Regions from separate parts of the Homo sapiens genome. Here region 1 is linked to region 2. Evidence: chromatin loops called from intact Hi-C (ENCODE). Cell type or tissue: heart right ventricle. All regions are shown on one strand. Links, peaks and the distances in the headings refer to the core of each region. The heading gives the core; the rest is flanking DNA.

Region 1 (5,383 bases), core at 111-5,110, 520 kb before region 2:
TTTATGGAAAACAATAATCCATTTAGCAAGTCCTAATTGAGCCAAGATGTAGTACTCTAAAGCATTCATGTTTTCTTTAAATGGGTTGAGAAAAATACATATGCAAGCAAGTACATCATTGCAAATAAGGAATTTGATGCACAAGCAGAGGTTCTTTTTGGGAAAAATTATGACTTAGAGCACTATGTGTGTACTTCATTGCTTGTGAGAATGCAATGTCATATGCCTGAAATTATAAGGCTACTGTATCTTGGGCTGTCTAAACTGGGCTTTAACTCAAGCACCTAGCATGACACCTAAGACGGAGAACACATTTAATCCATTTGGCAATTTGTTTAACTGTGATTTGTTAAAGGACCAACTCAGCCATTTGTCTCACATTAATTCAGCATCATTTCAATGCCATTGGCAATGTCAGCACCAAGCTTTAAGCATAGATGGATAATGAATCAGTTAGGATAACATCACCTGTCAACTATAGAAACCCCCAAGTCAAATTGACCGAAGTTGAAGGATGTTTGTAGATAATACGAAAAGAAATCCAGAAGGAGGCCAATTTTAGGGTTGGCTCTTCAATCACTAAATAATATCATAAAGACCTCTTTACTTCTATCGTAAGAGTCTTTGTATTTTCTGACCTGCTATGCTCCAGCTAACTCCTCTCAGGGTGCCAAGAAGGCTGCCTCATTTCAGCCACGGCACCTTTTGGCAGAACAAGAGGCTGCATCATGAAGTAAATGGAGGGATCTTTTCCGCAAACCTCCCAAAAGACTTCCTTCCATTTATTAGTGCTAACCAAAAGTGGGGGCACATCCCCACTCAAAACCAATCGCTGGCCAGGCAAAGGAATCACCATGCTTGTGATGTGAAACATATGGTTTCGTGGAGAAGGGTATAATTCCCAATCTACCACGGGTTCTGTTAGAAAGAAACAAGGGGGTGAAATGCTGAAAAGGCAACCAACAAAATCTACAGTCACCAGTGCCAGTAACTGAACCCAAACTATATATATTCCTTTTTTTTTTTAATAATTTCTATTTTTCTTGCTGTCCCCTTCTCTGAGTCAGCCATGCTTTTGTTAAACTATGTTGAGAAGTTAAAACTTACTGGTATCATATCAATATTAATTACTTTTATCCTAAAGTGGAAAAACACACAAGTACACACAGACATACACAATTGTTGTTTGCCAACCTCATTCTTGCCATAGTTTTTGAAAATGAAAAAATCTTTGTCAGTTGCCAACCTCTTGAGTTTCCATCCTGTGTCAGAATTTATTCCTCTGGCTTCCAAGTAGAGAATGATGGCTTATGGCTCAGATGAAGCCCTTGAAATTGGGATCACTTAATGGAAACAGACATTTACCCTTCCAGATAGAGTCAAAATGTTTAGCCCACAACTGAAATTTAACTTCTTTTTGTAATTTTCAGAGTCTGCAAAATGGAATGTAAGTTTAAGGAAATGCCCTTGAAGCTTTTTTTTTTTTTTTTTTTTTTGGCAAAGAAAGAAATGCAAGAGATTCCTTTACTATTTTTAAATTTCTAAAAATGTGTCTCTTTTATTTTAACGATTAAATCAATAAGCCAATCTTTACCATTCTTAAATCACCGCACAAGCTTGCATTTGCAAACACATTGTACACTTTTTAAATAACTTTTATATTATTTGATATTTGGTTCTCAAAATAGCTACATAAGGTAGGTGGAACCAGTCTTGTTATCATTGTAAATGGGAAAAGTGAGTTTCAGAGATGTTAACTGACTTGACTTGAAGTCACACAACATGGTAGTGGCAAAGCATGGCCTGGTGGTGAGCTATTATAATTCTTAAACTACATTTCCCTAATCACAAGTAGTTATATGATAATGTGTTCTCCTTTTTTTTTTTCCAATTATTTGAGTGAACAGATCAAATATCAAAAAGAACCTCCAACTTGTGGGAATTAGGAAATTCCACAGAGGATTATCAAAGTTATAGTAACTACCTTTCCTATTGGTAGGTTTGAGTATTGAAAATAGTCACTTGAGGCCAGGTGCAGTTCCTCACACCTGTAACCCCAGCACTTTGGGAGGCCAAGGCGGGTAGATCACCTGAGGTTTGGAGTTCGAGAGCAGCCTGGCCAACATGGTGAAACCCTGTGTCTACTAAAAATACAAAAATTAGCCGGGCATGGTTGCACATGCCTGTAATCCCAGCTACTCGGGAGGCTGAGACGGGAGAATCGCTGGAACCCAGGAGGCGGAGGTTGCAGTGAGCCGAGATCTTGCCATTGCACTCCAGCCTGGGCAAAAAGAGTGAAACTCTGTCTCAAAAATAAAATAAAGAAAATAATCACTTGAAAAAGAGAGGGTCATTTCACTCTTGTTTAGAGGGAAACGATAATTTTAAGGGTCCCATTTGAATCTAAGTTTTGCATGTTGAGTCTTTGAATGAAATGAATGCATATTATAGGGGAAAGTCTGCAGTCTCACTTCCTATGAGACTATATGTGTTGGATCTTTGACTTGTGCACATTAAGGTGGGCGTTTCCTTTCTTCCTTCCTTCCATCTAATCATTTCCTGGCTATGTGTGCAATTCTGGAGCCACTTTCACACTGCAGAAGTTCAACCTGCAGATCTTTGGAAAGGGGCCTTGATTCTCCTTTGCTATTTTAGCAGCTTGTGCCTTCATCTCCAGGAGTCCTTATTCATTCACTCTAAGTTATAGTTTCCACATGAAGTCACCTGATTTGCAATGAGTGTCTTTCTGCAGTAATTAGCTCCCCACTCGGGGAGAGCACAGCTGCACATTAAGTCCAGTTGATCCAACATCAACACATGGCTCACTGCTGCACGGCAGACATGAGCTTCCTACTGCACCTACAAACAAATACACGGATCCATTTTCTTCCCCAGAAACCAGCCTGAATACAGCCTCCTGTTTTTCAAGACACGGAATGTGCTGGCAGCACCAAAGCCGAGGTTATTCTTGGTTTCTGATCTATTTCCCCTCCCCTCTTTTCCCATCTACGTTTGCTTAGAAGACATATCATGTCATGAGCAGTGCCTGCTCTTTGCAGACTTTCCTTTGGGGTTATTATTATTATTAATATTAGTATTTTAAATCTCTGGTAGCAGTTGGCTCTGGTGCCTTTTGTGCATTTGGAGAAGTGTATAGAGAGGCAGGCAGATTGGCCCCACCTCATGGAGGTGTCAGGGGAAGAAGGACTCAGGGGGCAGAGGACACTCTGAATTTCACCTGCTGTGCTCTGGTCTGGAGATGGTCCAGGGCCAAGTGCTCAAGATATGCTGACCTGATTTTGTGCAGAGCAGCTCATTGAAAAAGAGACTAAAGGCTGCATGTCAGTGTGCCAGATCAAGAGCACATGGAACTGAGCTCAAATCAAAAATGACAAGAAGATAAGATGCCAAGTTCTGATGGAAGGATGTATGCATGTGGTGTAGGGGCATCAGAGTTTGTATATAAGGCACCGTGTAAAGAACTAACATTGAATATTAAAATATCACTGTTTCATATATTTAGCTGTATATTTTTAAGTGACACAATAGTGATTATAACCTCCATCTTCCTCACCAAAACATATTATTTGGCTCTCCTGTTCAACCAAACAGTTTTAACCAAATAATAAAAACATACCCAAGTTCCTCTGGAGCAGGCTGGAGTCATCTAGCAGATAGTTACACAGTCGTGCATTGCTTAAAGACAGGGGCCTGGTTTGAGAAATGTGATGTTAGGCGATTTGTTATTGTGCAAACTTCATAGAGCACACAAACACAAACCTAAATGGTGTAGCCTACGACACACCAAGGCTATATGGTATAGCCTATTGCTCCTAGACTACAAACCCGTACAGCATGTTACTGTACTGAAAACTAGGGAATTGTAACACAATGGGTATTTGTGTCTCTAAGCAGATCTAAACATAGAAAAGATACAGTAAAAATACAGTATAAAAGATAAAAACTGGTACACCTACATGCCATGAATGGAGCTTCCAGGACTGGAAGTTGCTCTGGGTGAGGCAGGAGTGAGTAATGAGTGATTGTGAAGGCCTAGGACCTGACTATATACTACCGTAGATTTTATAAACACTGGACACTTAGGCTACACTTACAAGTATAAAAACTATTTTTTTCTTCAATAATAAATTAACTTTAGCTTGCTGTAAATTTTTTACTTTATAACTTTTTTAAACTTTTTAACTCCTGTAATAACATTTAGCTGAAAACACAAACACATTGTACAACAGAATAAAAATATTTTCTTTATATCCTTATTCTATAAGCTTTTTTACCATGTTAATTTTTTATTTTTTTATTTTTTATTTTTTTACTTTTTAAGCTTCTTTGTTAAAAATGAAGACACAAATACACACATTAGCTGAGGCCTACCTAAGATCAGGATTGTCAAAATCACTGTCTTCCACCTCCACATCTTCTCCCACAGGAAGGTCTTCAAGGGCAATAGCATGCATGGAGCTGTCATTTCCTATGATAACAATGCCTTCTTCATGTCTTCCTGAAGGACCCATCTGAACTTGTTTTACAATTCACTTTTTTTTTTTTTTTTTTTTTTTTGAGATGGAGTTTCGCTCTTTATTGCCCAGGCTGGAGTGCAGTGGCGCAATCTCGGCTCGCTGCAACCTCTGCCTTCCAGGTTCAAGTGATTCCCCTGTCTCAGCCTCCTGAGTAGCTGGGATTACAGGTGCCCACCTCCATGCCTGGCTAGCATTTTTAGTAGAGACGGGGTTTCACCATGTTGGCCAGGCTGGTCTTGAACTCCTGACCTCAGGTGATCCGCCCACCTTGGCCTGGTGGGCTAGGTGTGAGCCACCGCGCCTGGCCAACATTCTTTTTAGTAAGTAGAAAGACCATACTCTAATGATAAAAAGTAACATATAGTAAATATAAAACCAGTGACATCATTGTTTATTATCATTATCAATTATTATGTACTGTACATCATAGTGTGTGCTAGACTTTTATACAATTGACAGCATCGTGGGTTTGTTTATACCAGCATCACCACAAACATGTAATGTCTTGCATTATGATGCTATGATGGTGACGTCATGATGGGTACAATATTACCATGGCTACGATGTCACTAGGCAATAGGAACTTTTCAGCTCCATTATAATCTTATGAGACCACCATCATATATGCAGTCCATCATGGACTGAAACATTATTATGTGTTGTGAACCGAGTCTTCTCTTTGCTTTTTTCAGGGCATTTTCTATGTTTTGCTGGCCATTTTGGACTGGGATAGATTTCTCTAACTTCGGGATTTCTCCCTTTAGCAGTTTCTGATGAACCATTCATGCCTGAATTATGATGTGTAAAATGCCACGTTGGATTCTCCAAGAACCTGCCATTTGTCA
Region 2 (5,383 bases), core at 333-5,332:
CCAAGGCATGCTCTGCATCATTCCTGGACACATGATCTGACAAATTCCCTTTGGTGCTAAGTTGCTTCGAGTTGGGATTCTGTCACTTACAAACACAAAAGCTCCAGCTATACACTAAGTCATCTGCCCAAGGTCACACTGAGTAAGAAGCACATCAGGCCTGTTAACCAACACCTGTCTGATCCAAAGGCATGCTTTTTCCCCTTCTCCTGTGGCTCTCCATGTGCCTCTTTCCAATGCCAAGTTCATTGGCAACTTCATCAGGGCAAGAGGGAAAATAAAGAATTTTGTTCAATAATGAAATCTGCCAAGAGTTGTTCTAGGCGTTGGGATTACAGTGATGAGAAAGACAGCAAAAGACATGGCTGAGCAGGGAGCAGGTTTGTGAAAAGACTGGACTGAAGGGGGAGAGGAAGAAGGTAGAAGAAAGCAGGCACTAGAGCCACGCTCTGTGGCATTAGTTATGGACATCTCTCCTCCCTAGCACCAGGAGAGTTGAGGGTACTACCTCCTGAGAGAGTGCATCTATTTAATTTTTGCCAGGATAAATTTCCTCAGATTTCTAGCTTGGCAGATATAGTGTATGTATGCCCTTGGACTGACCATGTTCAAGTTCTGCAAGATAAAGGACAGAGCTCAAATTCAAGACCTGGCCTCTTACACTTAGTCCCACTATATAGATGAGGCCACTGGGGCTCAGAGACTTTAATAGCAATGACTATTTCCTGCCTACTTCCCCCCCCCATATTGAATGAGAGAGCAGACTAAACAGAGGTCTATAAAGGTAAGAGCACGGCACAAATGTAAGATGGTATGATTCAAGGCGGAAGCTAAGGTATCTTTTTGGTTGAATCACCTGTTTGCTGCACTCTGGGTAGAATCTGGGACTCTGATTGACATACAGCAAATTTCTATAAATTCCTATTTGGTGAGGGGTCAGTAACAGTGACGAGTCAAGATGAGCTCATTTCCATTACATAAAGACTCTTTCTACCTCAAGAAAAAAAAAAACACAGGGATTCTAAAATGCTTGTAACACTTAGCCTATCTAAAGCCTAGCTTAAAATTAGGAAAACAGGATATAATCAGAGCCTCTAATAACAGGTTCTCCCCAGAGGGACATCTAGAAGGATGGAGGAAAAGGGTTAAGATATAGTCTCATTTAGTAAGTCAACTTTATGAACCTGAAAATATTAAGACCTTTGGGGGTGTATCAGTAAGGGTTTAGGGTTGCAAATAATGGAAATGAACTGAAAGTCATTCTGCTCATTTCTTGCTCAAAAAAGGAATTTAGTGGAACAACATTGGGTAGCCCACAGAATCAACAGGAAGGATGAAGAATCCTACTCTTCAGGGAGAACAGCCACAGTCATGCCCTAGAAACCTACTTAGGGTGCCATTCTCGCTGCCACTTGACCTGAGACACTGCCTCTTCTAGCACTGTGTCACTACCATTAGACCCTGGATTCTGGTTGTTGCCACTGGCAGAACTAGTCCTACAGCATCCCTGATTCTTTTTGTCATACCTCTTGAGACTCAAAGCCCTGTAGTGAAGGTATCTGGTAGAGTTGTTTTAAGTCACATGACTATGACTTTGCCTCCAAGATTACCAGAGAATAGGAGTCTGACCCTTGGAGCTTACTCTGTAGGGTGGGGTGACCTGCTTTCCACCTGGACTCACACAATGGTGAACTCTCCTAGCATAGAAGAGGTTAAGATGACAGGCAGACAACATGGCAACTAGTGTCCCTGCAACGTATCTGGAGGGGAGGGGAGGGGAGAGGAGGGGAGGAGGAAGGGGAAGGGGAGGAGGAAGGGGAAGGGGAGGAGAAAGGGGAGGAGGAAGGGGAAGGGGAGGAGGAAGGGGAAGGGGAGGAGGAAGGGGAAGGGGAGGAGGAAGGGGAAGGGGAAGGGAAGTATCTGGTTGAGAAAATTCCATCGGACACTGATTACATAGTCTCATGACTTTTAGAGAAAGAGAGACTTCTTCTTGGCATCTTACTCTGTTCTCTTCAGCAGATGGACACTGAGGGTTAGAAACCTCCCCACCACCAGCAGCCTTTCACCAGGTCCTATTCAATCTTTGGCAGCTTGGAGAGACTCAGTCTGGTCCACCCCACCCCACCTCCAGCTTCATCTTATGCTATCCTGCTCACCTGCCCTAATCCTTCAAGTTCCTCACCCCAGTCTCTCAGGTTGCTGCCCCATCCTGTTTCTCCCCTCCAGCACACAGCCAAAATCCAAATGAAGTCTAGAACTTTAACAAGTGTCCGATAATGGAGTCACACAATATGAAGGCCTTGGTAGCTGGAGAGCAGGCTCCACTCTCATTCCAGCATGGAAATGCCACACCAATGAATCTTCCTGTTTTTAACTAGATAGCTCTGCCTACTCTGGCTAACATACCTAGTAGCCAGAAATCAAATGCCAAAATGCCCCATCCTGAGCCTTGTGCCTGCACCCGCCAAAACAAGTCTTTCAGGGCTGACTAGAAGATTCCGGATCTTGGAACAAAACAGCCTCACAGCTCCAGGCTCTGCATGGTGACTCATTCCTCACGGAGAAGTTAAACCTCCCTTTGGGAGAAAGAGCTAAGCTACAGGTACTCCAAGACCAATTCCAAAAGCCCTCCAGGAACAGGGCTCAGAGGGAGCCAGGGAAAGTGGAGACAGGGTGGCAGGGCTGGGAGGGTGCCAGAGGACAGGAAATGAGCTTCTGCCCTTCGGTTAGTTTCCAGGAGTGATTCCTTCCAGCCAGGCTGAATGGGATGCACACAGCTACCTCCCTGATGGGGTTTCAATGTTTGTTTCCTCTCCAAAGCTGCAGCTGGAGAGGACAGTCATGCAAAAATGAAAACAGAACTAAGAATCTTTCTTCAACTTTCTTTCAGCCCAATTGAAGTAGAAAATGCAGTCAAAAGATAGAAAATAACATATTGGCAATATTTGTAATTCAGCACAGAATTAATCAATAATATTGCTTAAGAAATGTTTGTTTGGTTTTTACATGTCTAGAATCCTGGGAAGAAAATCTAGTTTAAAGAGAGAGAAAGTTAGAAACTTTGAGATTCTGATGGAAATGTCTTCTGGGTACTTTTAAAGTCTAAGTTAATGGTCTTGGTTCTATTTAAAATATGTGTGATTTCCTTATTAAAGAAGAAATATCTGTTTATTGTAGGAAAAAATCAAAATTCAATTAATGGAAAATATTTTTAAAAATTTCTCCTCCCATTAGATGTGCATACATTCCAGATTTTTTTATACATTAATGCTTTGTTTTTATAAAAATGGAATTCTACATATTTTGTAATCATTTTTCCTTTCGATTATATCAATAACATCTAATTTAGATTGTTATTCTAAATGGATATATAGTGCATCATTATATTGGCATTCCATCATCTAGTCAATAAATCTCTATTACTGAATATTTACTGTGTTTCCAATTTTGGGTATTATAAACAACATTCTAATAGGCACTCTATCTTGCATATGAATTGCCCGGTCATTTCTTTAGGATATATTCCTCAATGTGAAATTACCATATCATATTTATTAAATGTTGATATATATACCAAACTGCCTTCCAGTAGGGTCGGATCAAATTGCACTTCCCCAAACCATGAATGCCTTTTCTCTGCTGCACTCACTATTATGGGTGCTGTCATTCTTTTCTGTATTTCTTAGCTGTATCCAAGTTTACTTGATAATTGTTTTTATTTGCTTTGATAAAAATATCACGAGAATTCTTTTTCTTTTGATTGCATGTGTGAGATAAGGTCAAACTTAATCATTGTCAGTTAATGGAAAAAAAGTAGGAAGAGTGGGAAGGAGATAAGGTAGAGTCCACTGAGGTAAGTAAACAAGAATTAGAAGTAACTGTCTACAAATATCATCATGCCCCCACCCCAGGGAAAAAGGAGGCATTAGAAACCGACTTTGGGTCAATTTCCCATGCTGTTGGACCAAGAACTCTTTCAGTGCTATCCCAAATAGTGCAAGGACCTGCACACCATTTTTAAGTTGGAGGCTTCCAATTCAGGTGATGTCAGGTGACGTGTATATATAACACACAGATGGCATACATTTGAGCAGAATTGGATTTGCTTGGTCTGCAGAAGACCACCCAAGAAAAATTTTGGAGATTCTCAGAGGTATGAAACTGAGCTTAGCCCTCACCTGGTGTAGGACCTCAAGCCTTTCCACTGATGAGCAACTGTTAACAACATAACTAGAACTCCCAGCCCCAAATACTAGAGACTTGTTAGGGCCCAGGTGAAAGAACTGATGACTCTTTTGAAGTGTTCCTCACATGCTGTTGGTTTCCTTTCTTTTATATTTACATGCGTAATCTCTTTTAATTATCACAGCAAACGTTTGAAGTAGATTTTATTATTTTTCCCGCTCTACAGATGGATGAGCTGGAGCTGAGACCACTATGGCAAAGCCACAGCATGAATCCATGTCATCTAATTCATGCCCTTTACACTATTACCACCTGGTAGAGTTTGCAGTAACACTACTCACTTCTATTGCAGTTAGAGCAGAGGCTCCAACAAGAGCCCAGCGGTGGCCAGATTTCTTCCTGCTTTACCAGATAAGAAAGAAAACAGTAATTGGGTGACAATACCTAAATTCCCTTTGGGGTTCTGGGCATAAGAGAAGTGTTACATGTGCCTTCCTTCATAGGATAACAGACTCCAATGCTTACAGGACTTCTGAGAGATGTTAAGAAATCAATCCCCATTAGGCAAATTAAATCTAAATAAATAACACCCACTCTGCATCTTCCTGGAAAAACCCATCCCAGGCCCATATGGCTTCAGGCAAGTTGCTTAGAAATCATGAAGATCATGTAGAGACACAGGATGCAAATGCAAGACACCGATCATTTGGTCTCCTCCTTTCCATGGCAGCTTTCCACCAGGAGGCTATGGGAAGGTCATGGCCACCAGATGTTGCTGAGGACAAGAAAACTTGTTCCTGGCTGGGCTTTGCCAGAAGCCTCCCTCCACCCTGCTGTACCCATGGTGTTCTGACAACCCTGTGGTGCTCACATCCACAGTGGCCTCTCCATTGCTTCCAGTGGCCCATCTGCCTGGGCAGCAGGAATCAGAGGGGTGTGACATGGAGACACAGACCATCTAGTACTAAATGTTTGTTAAGGCTGAGTAGAGTCTGGAATGTTGGCTTGAGGGCTGCTGTCTGAACCATCAAAGCAATGAAAAACTTAAACGAATATGCCATTTGAGATGTTCTCCGAGGTGGGTGAGCTCTTACAAGCAAAAACTGGAAGAACTACTCTGGTAGAGGAAATTCCTTTGGACACTGATTCAAGTTCTGGCTGTGCCACAGTGGTGTCATCTCACATACCTCCCCACTAA

The links. Hi-C counts contacts between places; a loop is a spot of excess contacts. Peaks named below come from ENCODE experiments on the same cell type or tissue, not always from the same donor. Only the 100,000 strongest peaks of a DNase experiment are listed, where the experiment ranks them.
Region 1: a loop joins it to region 2, with 5 times the contacts of the local background. A loop is called at or near these places in 4 of 110 quality-filtered maps.

Annotation. Positions count from the first base shown.
Region 1 is chr2:217,180,395-217,185,777 of GRCh38, forward strand. No RefSeq gene overlaps it. Among named protein-coding and RNA genes, the nearest start is that of DIRC3-AS1, 100 kb to the right of the region's middle. In heart right ventricle, for the core only: no CTCF peak of the experiment used is centred there; a DNase peak (open chromatin) is centred at 2,804.
Region 2 is chr2:217,704,763-217,710,145 of GRCh38, forward strand. All of the region lies in intron 2 of DIRC3 (disrupted in renal carcinoma 3), which reads right to left. Among named protein-coding and RNA genes, the nearest start is that of DIRC3, 83 kb to the right of the region's middle. In heart right ventricle, for the core only: no CTCF peak of the experiment used is centred there; DNase peaks (open chromatin) are centred at 2,619 and 4,979; H3K27ac peaks cover 1,079 bases.